Linked DNA regions of Homo sapiens: region 2 is linked to region 1. Evidence: read pairs that join two places in POLR2A ChIA-PET (ENCODE). Cell type or tissue: MCF 10A. All regions are shown on one strand. Links, peaks and the distances in the headings refer to the core of each region. The heading gives the core; the rest is flanking DNA. Region 1 has its middle 23 kb from the start of TMPRSS11F. Region 2 overlaps TMPRSS11F (transmembrane serine protease 11F).

What was found. ChIA-PET counts read pairs that join two places held together with the same protein. Peaks named below come from ENCODE experiments on the same cell type or tissue, not always from the same donor. Only the 100,000 strongest peaks of a DNase experiment are listed, where the experiment ranks them.
Region 2: POLR2A ChIA-PET joins it to region 1 with 5 read pairs; 2 of 35 experiments call an interaction of 5 or more read pairs at or near these places.

What each region holds. Positions count from the first base shown.
Region 1 is chr4:68,150,807-68,155,211 of GRCh38, forward strand. No RefSeq gene overlaps it. Among named protein-coding and RNA genes, the nearest start is that of TMPRSS11F, 23 kb to the left of the region's middle. In MCF 10A, for the core only: no CTCF peak of the experiment used is centred there; a DNase peak (open chromatin) is centred at 1,845.
Region 2 is chr4:68,072,801-68,077,205 of GRCh38, forward strand. It overlaps TMPRSS11F (transmembrane serine protease 11F), which reads right to left. Exons shown (of 10, transcript NM_207407.2): 4 at 1,142-1,209. LOC550113 (a long non-coding RNA gene) reads left to right here. Exons shown (of 3, transcript NR_046116.1): 3 at 305-433. It also overlaps the pseudogene LOC100420693. Among named protein-coding and RNA genes, the nearest start is that of TMPRSS11F, 55 kb to the right of the region's middle. In MCF 10A, for the core only: no CTCF peak of the experiment used is centred there; a DNase peak (open chromatin) is centred at 1,821.

The DNA.
Region 1 (4,405 bases), core at 239-4,238:
TACAAACAAATTTTACTTTGGATTTCAAAAGTTGTATCTTTCTCTTACAAAATTTCCATTGTAAAATTCCTAACCCAAGGCAAATGGATATCCTTGGCATGATGGGGGGTTCTTCATCATGAAAAAATGCAAAAGAGAAAGGCACAATGATGACATTTTTAAAATATTACCTTATTACATATACTTGTCATATTGTATTTCCCACAATACTGTGCTTTTTATAGAGAACATAACGAATGGAATCTTCTGACAGTAATACTATCTCCCATTTTTCCTTAACTATGGAAACCATTAGATATTCTAGTCGCTCATTTTCTTCTATTTTTTTAAATTTTCCCTACTCCACGTGGAACCTCAGCTGAACATCTCCCCTTTTGACTTGTGTGAATTTAGGCTTCCATATTTAACTATGGTTTATCCTTTAACATATCAGTACAGTTATAGGAAACTTCCAGTTAAGAAATTTATAGGAAGTAGAGTATCCCAGTATAAAGATCTTGCATTCTGGAACTCTCAGGATTTTTTCTTAAATCATTAACTCTCTTTTGCTTTTCTCTCTTAAAGGCAGTAATGTAGAATACATTATTAGATTTATAAAAATATACATCCATTCAAAATCATGTACATAGAAAGTGTCTTTAAACAATTACATTATGAGACGAGCATCATAATATGAATGTGTTTAATGTGTGCCTTTGTTAGGCTACAGGTAAGAATAGGATAAGAAAACAAAGCAAGGTTGACATGTATAATACCTTTGGGTTTTTCCCTAACTAGGATCTCAAGTTTCTTGGATGTGTTTTTTAAGGAGTTCTCTTGTGTTGAAATCGTTTATGACTTACCGTCCAATCAGAAATAGCTAAAGGACACATTGTTCCTCTCATTTTCTCACAGCACAACTATGATATACACAATCAAATCCTGAGGAAAGTTGAACTTCATAGACACAATGGTATCTTTACTTATATATGAAAATAGTTTAATGATTTTCAACCTTAAATTTCCAATTATGAAAGCATAACAATCTAGATAAAAAACTACTGATTTTCTATCATGTGCCATATGCCTAATCATATTATGTCTAATCCACAGAAGAGTACTTGAGGTATTATTATCCCCCTTTAATGTATGAAGAAACCAATACTCAGAGAGGTTAATGACCAAATTATAAGTCACACAGCTTGTAAGGAGTAGGGCCAAGATTTTAGTTTGCAGAGATTGACTTTTTCTACTATACTATGTCAGCTATAATCTAGGGGTAAATGTTGATATATGTCGGTCTCTTCTCTGTACTAAAGTTTTCTGCATGCCTCCTCTCCAAAATTTAAGCAAAGGCTGTGAATTAACAGTAACTGCCAATATCTCTCACCTCTTTCTCTAATTCCACAAGTGTAAGGGCTGTTGAATCCCAGACAATGGATATGAGGCCTCTTGGGATCTATATGGCTGACTTCCTGACAGAGTTAACTCATTCTTGGCATCACCACCTTTTACTGAAAGGTGATTTTTAAAAATTAGAAAAGAGATGGTATCACAGAGAGATGGGATTAAGAAAGAGTCAGTGTAGAAGCCCAAATGTCAAATATCTATTGAGCGATTTAAAAGGAAATACAACCAAGATAAATAGACAGCAGAAGCCAGACATAATCCCTGATACTACAAAAAAGCTAAGCCCTCAGCTAAAAAGAAACCAATGAAAATAGTAAGCAAAGAAGCAAGCAGCAGACGAATGGATGATTCAGCTAAGGCTAATTTATCTCTCAAAAAAAATGTCCTTTGTCAGTATAAGAACTGATACCAGAGCATTTTCACAAAGACTACCTGTGATTCAACACAGCAAAGGAAAGACCATGACTCATGACTCACGCAGTAACTGGAGAGACACATCCCAGATGTGAGGGGACAAGAACAGGATATGTTACTCTGATTCAAACTATTTTACCTTACCTCCTTAGTATAATTTTTTAGTTCTGCTTTCTCACTCCTTTAAAAAAATATTATAGACAACAGGAATGGAGACAATGGGCCATTATGACAGTAAGAAGGGGGATGTGTGATAGAAAAGAGAAGATATGTTTCTGCATGTGTGGCTGTGTGTGTGTGTGCGTGTGTGTGCATGTGCGTGCGTGCAATAGAACAAGAACTTGGGAGGGGAGCAAAAATTACACGCTTGAGTGTTTTAAGCATTTTGTTTTGTGGCGGAATATTGAGATATCAATGTCTAAGTCTATGGCATTGTTTATGGTAATGGTTTCATGGGTGTATACTTATCTCCAAACTCATCAAGGTGCACACATTAAATACATACAGCTTTTTTGTATGTCAATTATACCTCAATTAAAAAAAAGATTTGAAAAGAATTCCTTTATTTGTTACATATAGATCAGGCTAGAAATAGGGACAGGGGAAATTGGCATTAATCTGCCAACAGAGATAAAAAGTAGAGTCACCGGATACAATACAAGATGCCCAACTGAATTTGAATTTCAGATGAAAATAAGTTTTGTAGTGTATGGTACATGCAATATTTGACATACTCCTATACCCCAGAACTGTACTGCCCAGGTCTTAAGGTTGCCACTTATTTTCTAAGACAAGCAATATTTAGGACATATTTATTATAAAAATTATTATTGTTTACTAAAATTCAAATTTAACTGGGTGTCTTGTATTTTTATTATAAAATCTGGCAACTTTATTCCAAAGTACATGATTGATCTATGTATATATTTTTCTAAATTTATATTATCATGGGTCTCAGCATGTGTGTGTGTGTGTGTGTGTGTGTGTGTGTGTGTGTGTGTCCATGTGTATGGGGGTGATGAGGGTAGAAGAGAGACAGAGAAAGAGAGAGAGAGGGAAAATTTAGATGACTTTGGATGAGGGATAAGAAATATTATATTCTTCACATTACTAAAATACTTTTATTGTATTAGTATATACAAAATTGTACAAAATTTAGAAAATAAATAAGAATATAAAGTTTTAATATTCATAATCCCATCACCTGGAGATAATCACTCTTAAAATTTTGGGTTTTCTTAACTCTTCACTCCTCATATCCACAAATACAAAACTGTTATGAAATGTTAAGAGCTACATAAATGCTAACATTGATTGCAGACTTAATATATGCCAGGCAATTTACTAAGAGCTTTATGTGGACTAATTCATTATAATCTCAGTGAGAACCCCCTATTCTTGTTACTACTGTTTTACCAATGGGAGAACAATGAATAAGGCACAAAGAAATTAAGCAATATTCCCCAAATTACTCGGTAAATAAGTGTTCCAGCTGGGATTCAAATCTGAGAGGTAGTGCTCTGGAGTGTGGGCTGAAAGACCTTGCCCAAGCTATAATTGAGAGACTGAACTTTATTCAGAGCCATTCACTCATTCATTCATTCCTTCATTCATTCATGACAACATTTAATCTACTAACAATGTGAAAACCACGGACCCCCTTTTTTTTTTTGGCTTTGGAACTAGGAACAAGATATTTCCCACAGAAAAATTAAGCTACTTCTTCAATAGAATGAATAAGTCATTAGCAGTTCCTGTGACTGATCGGAAGTTTAAGAAAACTTTTAGAAGTGAATTTTTCCATATGGCAGAGAATCACAACTGAATTAGATATATTTGGATTTAATTTTCAGCTCTTCTGTTTATTAGTTATATAACATTGTGGAGGTGATATTTCAACCTTAATTTGCAAATTTTTTGATAGAGAAAATAAGAATACTTATCCCAGGGATGGCTTCAGGAAAGTGCAACTTGTGTAGTCTTATAAAGCATCACCCACTAGAATGGCCCTTGCTAGATTTGAAGTTTTATTCTTGCCATATTTAAATTCTTAACAATTTTATATTTGAATGTGCATTTGAGTAGAGGCAACACAATACTCATGGATGACAGCATGAACATGCCACTTAGTCAAGCTGTCAGGTCCTGGGCCTGATGGACAGCACAGGCAGAGAGCAGTGGGTCTGGTTGTCTGGTATGCACGTTCAAGGTGCTGCAGACCTGAGTGGGCTGCCAGGGTGGGAATCGGATCCACACTGGTAAAAACAATGGTGCTAACAGCAACAGAGATAGCAACAAGAATGGCAGTAGCCCTGAGAAATAAGGGCTTCCACATGGAGGCAGAACTGAGATCACTGATCGAAAACCAGCTTGTCTGTCTATCCCCAGAGCAGTCCCTGCAGTGTTTTCACAAATATTAACTCTCCAACGTGAGCACTGACATAAGGGCTGCCACCATAAGGAAATAAACTTTGCCAGTAAATTATTACAAAATAAAAGCATACACATACACACTGTGATAATGAAGCATATCAGGGATTATATCCTTCAAAATGTGTAGGATCTCTAGTTTTATGGATGCATCATATTCCAAGGTGTATAT
Region 2 (4,405 bases), core at 68-4,067, 78 kb before region 1:
TATACATACTTAAAAGGCTTGCTTTTTAAGGCATTTTGAACAAAAGCTGTAACTAATGTCATTATTCTTTAGAAGTGGTGTGACAGGGAGGATCCTTTTGTTTACCAAACCTAGTTTCCTTTGTCTCCTGAGCATAGAGGTAGATTCCATTTCCTGGGCTTTCCTGAGGTTTACTGAAACTTTCTAATGAATCTGGCCAATGAAATATGGAAAGAAATAATGTTCCCCACTTCCAGGTCTGGCTTCTAATAAAACCTCTCATGGCATTTTCCTTGCTCTCACTCTTCCCTTGTCTGCCAACCAGATGCAGAAGATCCAGTGGGCAATTTCATTTCATAATCTTGATTGGCACCCACACCCTTGCCCCAACTTCTGACTCTTTGGACTGTACCATAAAAAGGAAATAAACCTTTACTATATTAAAGCACTGACATTTTGGGGTCTGGTGGTCTGTTAATAGATAAATGATTAAAGAAAGCAGTTATAAAAGAGAATCATTTGATAAACAGTTCAAATATATAAATTTAAATTGTGATGTGCAGGGTTAAAAAGCCTCAAGAAATCTTTTCAGAATGAATTTAATTTGAGAGATAAAAGAAAAGAAGGAAGGAAGAAAAGGAGAAAGGGAAAGAAGGAGAGAGGGAGGAGAGAAAAGTGGAAAGGAGAAAGGAAAAAGTCAAGAAGGTATGAAAGAAAGAAGTGCAAGAGAAAAAGGAAAGACATGAAAAGCCATTTTAAACTAACAATAAACATGCACTGTCATGAAAGAAACACTTTACTGTGGAGAAAGTCATTGTCTTCTGGTGGAGTAGGCTTAAAATGAGGAAAATGAAAAAGACGTTAAGTTCTACTTAGCCCCTAGCTTAAGAGACGGGGGGAAGAGGGAATGTTAACTGTGTCATTCCCCTGTTTCTTGTGTTTGTTTCCTCTTTTTGTATCCAATAGCTGAGATTTTCTTGTCACAAAGCACCTTACGACTTTCTATTGTGATTGGGAAATAAGTAGGAAACCTTGGGCTGCTCAAGATTTATGAAATCTCTGTGTTGCTGTAAAGACTTGCTCAGGGCAGCTAAGCAATTAGGTTCATCAAATACCTCATCTTAACAGTATTAACTTGAAATTATAAACCAAATTTACATACCTTAATTTGATAACATGAGATTTGATAAATCGACCGCCTACAGAAGAATGTCGAAATATCCTAGACATCTGATTTTTAAAAAATAAGTATTAGTCTTCAGAACTTAAAAGTAAAATAAAAAAATAATTTTTTAAAAGAAGTATTAGTCTTAAGAAAAGTGTTATTCCTTGTCTTATCTAGAGACTTGGGCAAAAAAATAAAAATAAAAAAGATTTTCAGCTTATTCCCAGTCATGTTAATGGGTACACTGACAGTTGTAAGACTAAACCTGGGGTCTAATCTTTGTGGAACCAAATAACCACAACAAAATTGTTCAACTTTGCTAAGCCTCTGTAAAATGGGATAACAACAATATCTGCCTTATACAGTTGATTTGAGAATTAAGTGAAATTATGTCACATATTTTACACCTTGTCTGGTATCTACTAAGCTATTGATGATAGTTTTAAATACTGTCAAGTAAATTAAAAGTACATGCTATTTTTTAAGACAGCATCCCTATTTCTAAGAAAGCTTACCTTGTTTGCTGCACTCATCCCAAATATGGCATCTCATCCAGTATTGATAGAATTTGTTGATTTCTTAAATGATTATGTCATCACTAGACCATTTGACATGACTTGAAATGACTTCTGCCATGTGACTCTGACACCCTCACTTGTTAGTCATCTCTATGAGAGACAGGATTTCACAACTGGTACTATGCTTGGGAATAAGTTTCACCACACTCTTATACCATCAGCATTTCATTACTTAGCTTTCCCAGTCTAAGCCATTGGAAATTTTTCAGTATTCAGGAAACTGATTTCATAAAGGGTTCTGATTCCAGCTGGCTATTGAGGCACTGCCTTTTTGTCAAAAAAGCACTGGGCTAGCAGGGTGCAGTGGCTCACGCCTGTAATCCAAGCACTTTGGGAGGCCAAGGTGGATAGATTGCTTTAGCCCAGGAGTTCCAGATGAGCCTGGGCAACATGGCAAACTCCATTTCTACCAAAAATACAAAAATCAGCCAGAGTCATAATCTGGTCTCAAAATAAATAATAAATAGATTAAAAAATTTTTTTAAAAAGCACTGGGCTGAGAGTTATCAGTCGGAATAACAGGTCAATGTAAGTTTACATAAGATCTATTTCCATGGTAAATTTTGCCCCCAATTTCTACATCCTGTCAGAGTAGGGAAAGTCTCCCTCCCCACAAGATTCCTTCCTCTCCCTGACTCTTCTAATGTAGTAATAATGCCCAGTAGACTTTACCTCCTAAATGTTAAATCCACTTTCCTTGATTCAATCTCATTGCTATGGTCTCAAATCAGCTCCTTAGAAACTTGTATTTGGGCCTTTGCAGCAGCCTCCTCATGGCATGTTGATGTGGTTCTACCCTATCTTCTGTCCCCTCAGTTGTTCCCTCCGAATACTGCAACCAGGATGATATCTTTAAAATGCAAACCTGAGTATATTAGACCCTGCCTCAAGTTCAATATTTCCTTCAACACAATCTTACCCCTTCATTGGCCCCTACTTTGCCCCATCCCTACCTTCAAAGTCTCTCTCTCTGTCTGTCTCTCTCTCTCTCTTTCATTTTAAGGTGTTTATTTTGTAAAAGCTTGTATGGCAATATCCTAGACAGGACTTGAACAGGTACTTAATATATACTCAGTGACAAGATTAAGCACATTAAGAGAAATAAAAGAAAACTAGGTCACCAATAACAGTTTATAGGACAATGAACCATTTTCCTGGAAGAAGAAAGATATTCAACATAAGAAAGAATAGGCTGGGTGCGGTGGCTCACACCTGTAATCCCAGCACTCTGGGAGGCCAAGGCGGGTGGATCATGAGGTCAGGAGATCGAGACCATCCTGGCTAACAAGGTGACACCCCGTCTCTACTAAAAATACAAAAATTAGCTGGCCATGGTGGTAGGCGCCTGTAGTCCCAGCTACTCGGGAGGCTGAAGCAGAAGAATGGCCTGAACCTGGGAGGCGGAGCTTGCAGTGAGCCAAGATTAGGCCACTGCACTCCAGCCTGGGCAACAGAGTGAGACTCTGTCTCCAAAAAAAGAAAAAAAAAAAAGAATAAAGAACACTTACAGCAGGAAAAATCAAATTTACATACTTAGAAATTATGTTACAGTTAACAGACAAAAGTTTGCTTAAAGTTATACCTCCTTTCTTGATTTCCATTAAAATAACACAGTTTCTCAGAATAACCATGGAGACATCACCTTTCCACCCAGAGTTGAGAGTAAAACCACTGTCCAAATAACAAGGTCGCCTTCCATGCTTAATATAAGGCATATAATTACCATTTCTAGTTGAAGGCTGGTGATAATTTTTCTGCTTTAACTATAGTCATTGAAAACTGTTATTAAAATTCCTGCTAAAAGGATAGCAATAGCAACAGCTAAAGCTATTCCACAATAGAAAATCAACTGTCTCAATGTCAAAACATCCCCAACAGAGGGCACTGCATATTGGGTGTTTTCTTCCATTAGTTGTGTGATCTGGCACTCTGGTCTGACAATATCAGGCAAAATCACTCCATCGGTTACTTCTCTTTCTGGGATAGGTAGCTCTATTGGGGTAGCTATAGTCTCTTTGTACCCTTTTAGACTAGTTCAAACCTGTGCCTGCTCTGCAACTCTACTCTAGTTTATTCTCAAGATGTACACTAAAGAGAAAAGGTTTTGAAAGACACGCTCAATCCAGACCAGAGTCCTATTATCCCAAGTTTAGCAGCAAACATCAGAGATACTCCCATGGGAAAAGAAAAAAGGTTTTCCCATAACCAATGGCAGTCAAGATAGCACCAATCTTCCATTTTCCTGTGCCTCTCATGACTCCACCAAAGGTACCTGCAAGTGCATCAAATAGATGAAGACGAGCAAAAACAGGCATCACTTGGCTCACAAAGGGAAATAATATCGTTGTCAATGGTAAATACATAGGCAACCACACCCTTCAAAACAACAGTAAAACACTTGCTGCAAGTGTACACACACTGGCACACAGGAGAACAGTAAAGTGGGAACACCAAGCCTGCTCATGATTCCTTGTTCCCACAGCATTACCCACTCATACGCAGGCTGCCACACCAAAGCCAGGGGGCAACCATGTAGACTACAAAGGCCAGTTCACAGATGATGATGCCCTGAGCTTCCAGCTCTGTCACATTAATCAGTCCTGCAAGAAGGGTTCCAATTAAAACAGTCTGTCACTCAATATATACCATGAGCATACTGGGATAGCCAGCTGGATGTAGGAGC